Regions from separate parts of the Homo sapiens genome. Here region 1 is linked to region 2. The links are chromatin loops, found by intact Hi-C in ENCODE. Cell type or tissue: heart right ventricle. All regions are shown on one strand. Links, peaks and the distances in the headings refer to the core of each region. The heading gives the core; the rest is flanking DNA.

The links. Hi-C counts contacts between places; a loop is a spot of excess contacts. Peaks named below come from ENCODE experiments on the same cell type or tissue, not always from the same donor. Only the 100,000 strongest peaks of a DNase experiment are listed, where the experiment ranks them.
Region 1: it touches region 2 in a loop (3-fold over the local background); 28 of 110 quality-filtered maps call a loop at or near these places.

What each region holds. Positions count from the first base shown.
Region 1 is chr4:57,045,024-57,050,408 of GRCh38, reverse strand. All of the region lies in intron 1 of IGFBP7 (insulin like growth factor binding protein 7), which reads left to right. Among named protein-coding and RNA genes, the nearest start is that of IGFBP7-AS1, 62 kb to the left of the region's middle. In heart right ventricle, for the core only: no CTCF peak of the experiment used is centred there; no DNase peak of the experiment used is centred there; H3K27ac peaks cover 5,000 bases.
Region 2 is chr4:57,091,173-57,096,557 of GRCh38, reverse strand. The region is part of intron 1 of IGFBP7 (insulin like growth factor binding protein 7); the gene reads left to right. Among named protein-coding and RNA genes, the nearest start is that of IGFBP7-AS1, 16 kb to the left of the region's middle. In heart right ventricle, for the core only: no CTCF peak of the experiment used is centred there; a DNase peak (open chromatin) is centred at 2,227; H3K27ac peaks cover 5,000 bases.

The DNA.
Region 1 (5,385 bases), core at 301-5,300, 46 kb after region 2:
GCCGGGCATGGTGATGGCTGCCTGTAATCCCAGCTACTCAGGAGGATGAGGCAGGAGAATCGCTTGAACCCACAGGGCAGAGGTTGCAGTGAGCCGAGATTGCACAACTTCACTCCTGCCTGAGCGAAAGAGCGAAACTCTGTCTCAAAAAAAAAAAAAAAAACTTAAATAAAAATAAAATAAATGTTCAGTGAGAACCATAATGTGAATAGTATAACCCAGCATGATTTTGGTGTGAGGATAATTGATAATCATTTTCTTCCAGCAGACCTACCCATCTCGGTGGGATTTGCTTCAAGTGATGTATATTCAAATTAATTTGCATCTCCTGGTCATATACTAATTGGTTGGTGAGTGGTTAGTAGCCAAGAAACACTGCTTATGGCAAGAGAAAGTCAAGTGAAAGATTAAAGAAAATCATGATTAATAATCTGCCAGCTGATAAATAAGATAGTTATAACACCACTTTGGTGAGGTGTACGCTTTTGGCCATGTGTACACTGGTGCATTTTCAAGACAGTGGCTATCTTTTCACTTCTGTTTGGCTAATCATGTTATGTTGTTCTGAAGTTACTGCTGCCCTATACCCACTTCACACAGCCTGAGCTCTGTCTCCTTCCAATGAACATGAAGATCTTTTGATTCCGTAGTTCCTGGTTCTGTTCTGATTCCGACAGGATGCTGGCATCCTCAATTAGGCCAGCTAAGGAAAGCATTAGAAAACAGTGATGCACTACACTCTGTGGAACTTACCGAAACCAACAGGATTTTAGAGAAGAAATAAGGGGGAGCCTGAAGCTGTCAGGCCGCAAAAAATGTCAAAGAGAAATGAAACTTCAGTCTTAGAATGTCAAATAAAGTGTGATAAGAAATAAGAGGAGGGAAGATATTCCAAGTAGGTAAGGGCATCAGCATAAGCAAAGGTGCTGGAAGGGGTAATGAACATGTAATGGTGGGTGAGCAGGACTGCTGGGAGCAGACAGTGAGTTTGGGTAGAAATGACATAGAAGAGTGAATTGGTAAAAATGGAAGAGATGATGGGCAAATGAGAAAGCAACGAAGCAAAAAATATATAGTACAATATGATATTGGAGGACAGAAATGATTATTGGGGGTAATTTGACTTTTGACCATTTCCCAGGCTTAATTCAAGTATATTTAGCTTTCAAACATGACTTCTCCTAATATCTTCTACACAGCTCTTTCAGATGAAAAAAAAATTGGCTAACTGGGTAAAGGGTGATACCTTTATAAGCTCTATTTTTTTAATCCCTGAGGAAGTGAACCATGTTATGAGTCACATACATCGTGTTTAGGTAGGTGAGGAAATGCATTGAACTGATTTGCAGAGAATGAGAGCTCCAGACCCAGACAGTGAGACTTCAGAACTTCATAAATGTCAAAGCATCTTTGACATCTATGTCCCAGCTCTAGGACACATTCATGATAGGTTCACTTACTTCCAAACCCAAAGAGGATATTCTTAGACACTTCCTAGTTTCTTCATCTTGTAAAAGTGGTTAAGTGGCTTGTCCAAGGTCTTTTGGCTATAAATTGTAGACAAGGATTCAGAGCCAAGTGTTCTGTCCCCAAGAATGCTTTTGTCTCTTTTTTTTAAATAGTAACATCATGAGGACATCTCAGGTCATGGCTGGGGAGTGCTTTGTGCTCTGTAAGGGACTAGGAAATTGTTCACATACTTCTTCAATATTGTTCCTGCTGTGCTTTTTATAGGATAACACATTTTAACTCTGTCCTCACTACCAAGACTTTATATAAAATCAGCTGGAATGAATTGCTGGTCAAATTCAAAATTAATTTCATGTCAAAGTCTTTTCCTCATGATATTTGTGTGTTTTGTGAGAACTGCCTTTCTTAAATTCTTCTGAACCAACTCATAATACTCCAAATTTAAATCCATCCATCTATAAAACTACCTTTTCTGTATCAGTAGTACTTTTTCAGAACATACCTATTTCTAGATTATAATCAAATATTCTTAAAATAATCTGGTAGTCTGTGAGTCCTTTGTCTAGAACTTAATTAAAAGTGGCAAAGGAGGCCGGGTGCTGTTGCTCACTCCTGTAATCCCAGTACTTTGGGAGGCCGAGGCAGGTGGATCACGAGGTCAGGAGATCGAGACCATCCTGGGTAACACGGTCACCCCGTCTCTACTAAAAATACAAAAAGTTAGCCGGGAGTGGTGGTGGATGCCTGTAGTCCCAGCTACTTGGGAGGCTGAGGCAGGAGAATGGCGTGAGCCCAGGATGTGGAGCTTGCAGTGAGCCGAGATGGCACCACTGCACTCCACACTGGGCGACAGAGCAAGACTCCGTCTCAAAAAAAAAAAGGGGGGCGGAGGGGGGCAAAGGAGAAGCCAGGCATGGTGACTTACACCTATAATCCCAGCACTTTGAGAGGCCGAGGCAGGCAGGTTGCCTGAGCTCAGGAGTTCAAGACCAGCCTGGCCAACATGGCAAGACCCCATATCTAAAAAAATACAAAATTTAGCCAGGCGTGGTGGCACACACCTGCAGTCCTAGCTATTTGGGAAGCTGAGGTGGGAGGATTGTTTGGGCCCAGGAGATTGAGGCTGCAGTGAGCCATGTTCGCACCACTGTGCTCCAGCCTGAGTGACAGAGAAGACCCAGTCTCTAAAAAGAAAAAATGTAGCAAAGGAGGAGTATGCAGACTTAGGTGGAGATTCTGCAGGAGACTTCTAAGTACTTTTAAGGTGATATGATTCATTAAATTGAATTTTAATTTACTTTATTTTTAATGTTTATTTTTTATTTGCATAAACTTATGGAGTACAAATGTAATTTTGTTCCAAGGATGTATTTCATAGTAGTGAATTTTTGTTTTCTTCCAAGGTTAGAACTTTCTTCTTCCTTGCTATAACTTCCTTCAGGATCTGGCTATCTTTCTTCATTTTTTCTTTCTTCTCCTTCTCCTTCACCTCCTCTGTATTAGACTGTTCTTATGCTGCTAATAAATACATACCCGAGACTGAGTAACTTATAAGAAAAAGATGGTTAATGGACTCACAGCTCCATGAGGCTGGGGAGGCCTCACAATCATGGTGGAAGGCGAAGGAGGAGCAAAGTCACATCTTACATGGCAGCAGGCAGGACAGCATGTGCAGGGGAACTGCCCTTTATGAAACCATCAGATCTCATGAGACTTAGTCGCTATTACGAGAACAGCACAGGAAAAACCTGTCCCCATGATTCAATTACCTTCCACCGCGTACCCCCCAACCCATGACACATGGGAATTATGGGAGCTACAATTTGAGATTTGGGTGGGGACACAGTCAAACCATATCATCCTCTCTCCCTTCTTTCCCTTCAAGGAATGTTCAAAAAGAAGAGACCCTCTAAGGAATGATCAAAAGGAAGAGACACTCTAAAGTTACTGAGCGAGAGTTATAAAAAATAGGGAAGGCAAGAAAATGAATTTAGAGGGTTGAGAAGGATCTAAAGAGATTGAATGAGAATTAATTGAGTGTGTAAGGTAAAAGGAAAGTGGGGTAGCCTGGTTTGGGTACAGTCATCTGGATAGAAAAATGTAGGTAGTCCACCTTGGGTGGACATCTCTTTACATCAGGCAGCACTGCAGATGACTTGGTTGCTTTCTGGAGTTGCCGAGGGTGGGTACAAGGCAGAGGGAGGCAGCGCACAGTCATTTATTCTATGAACAGGATGTTTGCTAGACAGATGTTTGAGCAGTCTGGAGCTCTTAATGGAACAAGGGCAAGGATAAATAAATAATTGGACCTATCCTGATGTTTGTCCCTATACATTTAAGAATTCTGTGACCTGTTTTAAACGGAATCCAAACACTGAGTATGAGTTAGATGATAATGTTGTTATTACCCTTGACCTGGCCTTGAGGACTGATTTTGAGCTTTCTGTATGAGAAAATTAGCTCAGAGTGACCTAAAAATTTCTTTATTCTTAAAAACAGAAATAAATTCTCGATCTGCCTTGCCCTTCTTGGAAGAAAGGTAGAGTGGAAAGAGTTAGAAGTTATTTGGTACAGAGTCATTGAGTACAGTGCTCTCCTGAGGTAGAACAGAACTGTCAGGGATTGAATTGCAGGACAGACCTGCAATTCAAGATGATTGTTGGCAGTGAAATTGCTGATCAATGGAATGTGTGGGATGATAGTTCTTGAGAGTCGGGGAGGAGAGTGCAGCATTGTTGGGGCTGGCATTGTATCCACCGAAAACATTTTCAGCATCTCTTCTCTTCTATACAAGACTTGTCCTCTTGGTGTCCCTGTGGGTCACCATTAAGTCGCTTGCTTATTCTTTCTCACCATGTATCTTCATTTACCTTTCTCTAAAACTTCTGTAATTTGCTTTTATCAAGAGATTTTGGTCGCGTGCAGTGGCTCACACCTGTAATCCCAGCACTTTGGGAGACTGAGGTGGGCAGATCACCTGAGGTCAGGGGTTCAAGACCAGCCTGGCCAACATGGTGAAACCCCATCTCTACTAAAAATACAAAAATTAGCCAGGCATGGTGGCGAGCACCTGTAATTCCAGCTACTTGGGAGGCTGAGGCAGGAGGATCGCTTGAACCCACGAGGCAGAGGTTGCAGTGAGCCGAGATCACACCATTGCACCCTGGGCAACAAGTGCAAAACTCCATCTAAAAAAAAAAAAAAGGAGTTTTTCCATTCCCTCTGCATATTCTGGGGGAATTTCCAGACCAGGTAAGTGGTAAAGAACCAATCAGAGCTTAGTAAATAGGTATCCTACTGGGTATCAGCTCTGAAGAAAGTACTGGAAAGAATGTTGAATCCCTACAGATTCTTCCAACACAGGAAGTCACGTGGAGGCCAACCCGCCTCCATGTACTCTAAGAGGTCTGTTTGGTCCCTTGAATATTACACTAATAATTTATTGATGTGACTTTCCTTTGCAAGAGACTGCATCTCAAAACCAAAAGGCCGTTCTGTAGCCTTATTTCTTAGCACTTTCCAGTTTACGTATTGTTTGTTAAACTTTTCATTGTGTTAGTAAACCCAGCATTTGTTCAAGGATATTTGAAATAGTCAAAGGTTTTTGTAAATGTTGTGCAGCAAACTGGTCCTAACAGCCCCTCCTCTGCCCTTCCACTACATCACCCCAGCAGGAGTCAGTGGATATTATAGATTTTTGTGGTATGGAAGTCTTGTAGAATTCTAGAAATAGCCTGGTGGCAGGATTGACAAAATCATTTACATTCTTAGAATAATCCAAATGTTGACTCAGCCTGTTTACCTAAGGTATTCCAAGCATTGGGAGAGAGAAATAGGAACCCATGATATGATTTGTCCTAATATTGAATCCCCTGACGATGGCTGTCATTCAAAGTATTCCTGGGTTCAGGTATT
Region 2 (5,385 bases), core at 188-5,187:
AGAATCACCTGGGGAGCTTTACAGAATGCTGATGCCTGAGTTCCACTCCAAGATTCTCATTTAATTGGTTTGGATGTGACCTGGGCAGCAGGACTTTTTAAAACTTTCCAGATGACTTAATGTCCAGCCCCAGTTCAGAACTATTGTTCTAAAAAGACTTCAAGTCACTTTTTGGGATGCTTCATTCCTTTGGGATAATCATAATAATAATAGGCCAGTTTTTGCTCAGTTTATCCAGCATCTAGTGTTTTGCAACGGGGGACTTTGAGAAGATCTAGTGTGCCATGGGAAGTGTAAGCCCTAGAAAACATGATCACCCAATGTAGTGCAGGCAGCATAAATGGTTTGGCTACTTCTTATCTTTTTGGCTATTTCAGAGCTCTTATTTGAATCAGACAGAACGGAAATATGTCAGTTTTGTTGGTATTTTAAAAATGTATCCCAAAACACTCAGAAAAGTATTCACCTAAAGCCACATGATCCAATCTTTCTATTATTTCACTAGAACATACGCTCCATTAGCCCAGTGCTTTTTATCTATTTGTTCACTACTGAATCTCCAATGTCTAAACCGTCCTTGGGATACGGTAGGCACTTAATAGATTCTTGTTGCAAAATGAATGCATAATTAAGAGTGGATTTATTATGTGCCCTGTTGGAAAGGGGAACCTTCACACTGATGGAAGCCCACCTCTGTCATCTATCTGGAATCTCTGATAGGGAGAGGCGGCTCTGCTCAGCTTATTGGTCCCCCAGCTTAGGGGAGTATCTCTTGTCACTTGGCTGAGGCCTTTCCGATGGGCATCTTCTCAAATTATCCCTTATAGTTACTCTCTATTGTCACAAAATCTCTGAGACTGACAGCAGTGTTCCGTTCCATTTTATCATCTCCCCTCTAATCATTTCCCAGGCAATGGGTATGGGGATTGTGCAGCCTTGAGAAATCTACTTAACCTCTCTGAGCATCAGTTTTCTCATCTGTAAAGTGAAGATACTACCGACCTCACAAGGCGGTTGTGAGAGTTACATGACTTAATGTATTTTAAGTTCTTAGCACAGTGTTTGGCCCACAATTGGCCTTTAATAAAGGTTAATCTTAGTCTACCTTGCCCTTCAGTTAAACAGTAGCAGAGGAAGGCATAAGTACAATACATTCTCATTATTCACTGAAGTTTTGTTCTAGTAAGTCACCACAAGCACTGAATTAGCAAATACTGAACCACTGCTTCTGGGAGCAATTCAGTTAGGTTCCTGCAAGCCTCCAATCACATTTTTATCAACTGATCAATATGTCATTTTGTTTTATGTGTGATTCTGTTTAAAGGCACGTTATTTAATATAAATTACGATTCATTAACATTGAACTCATGGCCAACAGCAAGCACTGCAGCTCAAGCCAGAATGAAGCTTGTCTAACACCCGTATTTTCCATAAGGCATATCACAGCCTGCTTGCTCATAAGGAATGACTAGACAGCACTTCAGCACAAAGTTTGGGGCCATTTTAGACAGCTGAGTCACCATCAGAAAGCACAAAAATACAAAAAGAAGTGGCACCACACAGACTGTAGGAGGGGTGCTTGTTTGATAGTGTGACAGCTGAAACTAGAAGCCAGAGTGGTGCCTTGTTCCACCTCAGTGGGGACCCCGTGACTCAAATGTTTGCTGCTCTGTGCATGTCTGCAAATGATTTGATTTGGGGGAGGCAATTACACTTTAGCAAGTAGGTGAATTTGCAAATATGGCATCCACAAATAGTGAGGATTGACAGTGTTTGGAAATGGTCAAGGGTTCAGCAACAAGCATTAGAGAACTACCAAGGATTCCGAGGGCAGAACCCAAGTGTGGGTGACGCTTCCTTTATATGCCTCAAAGCATAAAACGTCATTCAGGGCACAGAGCAGTATTTAGGAAATAATTCTTGGATGACTCTTGATGCAGTTTAACAAACACGTAAACTAGCCTTGTTTTGACTATCCCATGATGAGCCTGTTTTTGCCCTGCACCCTCCTACAAGATGTTAGTGAGAAGTGTAGAGTTCATTAAGTTTTCATAGGAGTGGCAGGAAGGTTTTGTGGGAGGCTTCTCCTCCCATTTCTCTGCACAGCCTTCCCACCAGCTACAGAGCATCCCACGTGGCCCTTACTTCACATGGAGCCACCCTCAAAGGCACTGTCCTGTCCACACCCTCCCCACAACCACGCCTGTCATCTCTCTCCCAGTTTCCACTTGGCAAGTAGGCTCTGTCCCTGGCTCTGTGGAGTGCACCCATCTTTTAGCTCAGGACACAAGGTTACTTGGATCCTCACTATCACTGAAAGTGGAAAATTATAATAATTCCATCACTCACATCCAGTGCCTGCTTTTTGTAAATGATGTGCTGGGTGCCAGATGGAAATTTGCCCCAGGAGAAAGACTGCCCCTGCTCTAAGGAGCTTAGAAACCTGCAGTCCATCCTGGTGGAAGAAAGAAGAGGGAGTTAGACTCAATATAAGAGAGTCCCTGTGTAAGCCAAGCCAATAAAATGCACAGGAACAAAGAATGCACACACACACCCCTCAACCCTTCATTTTTAATTATTGGAAGCATATTTTCTGGGCAATTTCTACTGGAAGGGGAAAAAATGAACAAAGGTACATTTACATCTGTGGCCTGTGAATACATTATAATTTGCAGACTCTATGAGCTTATACATAATGTAACTATGGCTAGAGGTGTGGTAGTACATAAATGAATTAGTTATTACTTTGCCCAAAGTGACATTCCAGAGTGCAGATGAGTGAATCTTATGTTTGCTTAGACTTGAGCTAAGGAGAGAATATTGATCCAAAAGAATCTTAAAGATTGTATTTAAATACCTTAGTAAATGCTAAGGAAAAAATATGCAGTAAATTCACTTCACTCTACCTAGCTCCCTGGCAAATGTGTAAAAAAAAAATTTAATAGGTGCAATGACCTATTGATGAGAATACTGTTTGGCAGTTAGTCTCTAACAATTGTCAGAAGTTTCACTTTTTGGACAAACCACAGTGGATTTTAAATTCTTTTTTTTTTTTTTTGAGACAGAGTCTTGCTCTGTTGCCCAGGCTGGAGTGCAGAGGTGTGATCTCCGCTCACTGCAACCTCTACCTCCCAGGTTCAAGCGATTCTCCCGCCTCAGCCTCCTGAGTAACTGGGACTACAGGTGCCTACCACCACACCCAGCTAATTTTGTATTTTTACTAGAGATAGGGTTTCACCATGTTGGCCAGGCTGATTTCAAACTCCTGACCTCAAGTGATCCGCCCGCCTCGGTCTCCCAAAGTGCTGGGATTATAGGCGTGAGCCACTGCGCCCAGCCTGGATTTTAAATTCTAAACTTACATATCCTTGTTAATTAAACTTTAGCTGCTGTGCAGCTTCAGTGTGTCCTGGGAATGTAAGCTAATTTCATTTTATTTTCACTAAAGATCTTTTTTGTTATTAAACACTAACAGTGGAAATTTGTAGAATTCATTGAAATCAAAGACAGTCATTGTTAATATTTTGTATTCCATTCTAGTTTTTTTCTAGGCTCATATGACATTATTTTGATCATACTAACCATATGTATTTATATCTTGTTTTTCATTTAGCAAGTAGGTGAATTTGCAAATGTGGAGTCCATATATTTGCAAATTTTAAATTTATAACTAATATTTTCCATGTACTTAAATATTTTATAAATTTTATTTATAAATCTATATTTGTAATAATTTGAATGAACCATAATTTACTCGTTTTTCTGTCATAAATAACCTTTTAATTCACATCTTTAGACACAAAGATCTTTCTTCTGAGTTATTTCTTTATAATAGATCCCAAATTGGAATTACCAATAAAATGATATGAAGATTTATATATATATATATAAATTTTTATGTATTGACATTAGTGATTCCAGCTTAACAGCCTCTTCTAAACAATTCAGACACATTATCTCCTAAAAACAAAAGCCCAAAAGCAAAACATTTCAATAATACAATAGAAATTACTTGTTAATTATCATTAGATTTGTATTGTGACTGCTCATCTTCAATGGCATAGAGACCATTGAGAGTTGTACCTGCATCCTAGTTTCTATTTATAAAATTTGCAGTTACTAGCCATAAAACCAGGGACCCTGCCTGTTACCTAGTTTGCATCTAATATTACCAGGAATCATGGTTTCTATCTCAGATCATGAAGAGTTATTCCAGCAAGAACAGAAAGGATATGTGTACTATAATAGTTTTCTTTTTTTAAGTTCAATTTGATCAATCAAATATTTCAAAATAACAGGGAGAAGGAAAGAATATTCCTTTGTACATAATTGAATTGAGGTTCATAAAAAGCATCCGCATTCTTACTAGAGCAGCTTGAAAATGTTTGTTGTAAGGGCAGCCACCCATCTGAGATGTAAACGGGAAAAACTTTGTGAAATTTGGAGGTTTTGTCTTTAAGATTTTTTTTCACAGAAGAAAAGAAAAGGTCTCTACTATTCTATTTGACTACAGTCAATGGCATACCTCCAGGTTGAATCTCAGCAGCTCTTTAAATGCAACTTCCCTGCATAATACTGAGACCATGATTTGACCGCTTGTTTCACTTCAGTTTCTGATATGTGCTGTTATTCTCCTCCTGTGAGGGACAGCCTGTTTCCTGCTCCACTTATTAAAACTAGAAAAGAATTTACTTACAACATTTTTACCACACGTGCCCTTGGAGCTCTCCTTGGGTCCTTAAGAGGGCTGGCAAAGCCTTGTTTCTCTTTTTCTCAAGCCCTTTAATCTCCAGCACATTCAGCAACAATTGTCCTTTGTAAGGCAGGTATTCCTGTTAATACAGTAAACAGTGCTGAGAATACATGTATAAAATGGAAAAGCTGCATGTGATTTTCAGGCAGAATTATTCCCGTATTCGACTGGGAGATAGGAACAGTAACAGCACAGTGCATTTTCTAAGAATTTTCACATATGTTCATATGCATATCACCTTTTTTAATCCTCACAATAACCCTGTGGTAAAGTATTATCCTCACATTGTATTAATAAATTAGGCAACCAAGATTCAGTGTGTTTGAGTGTCCAAGCAGAGCCACTGCTAATGGGAATTGAATGAAGCTGGAATGAGGAATCCAGGTGAGTTGGTGTGTACACGGACACACACACATGTACCCACATTTCAATCCAAAGGAAGCTAAAATTGAGTGTCAGAAGCAGTTAAACATAAATATGCTTCACTCACTCATTCATTCATTCATGGTTCTTCCATTCCTAATCTTGTATCTCCTACATTAAATTCCCTGCATAGTTAATACTCTGCATTTCCACAGTCTCCAGTTACTCTGGTCATTACCAGTATGTGGAAGTGCATATGCTTTTGCCTG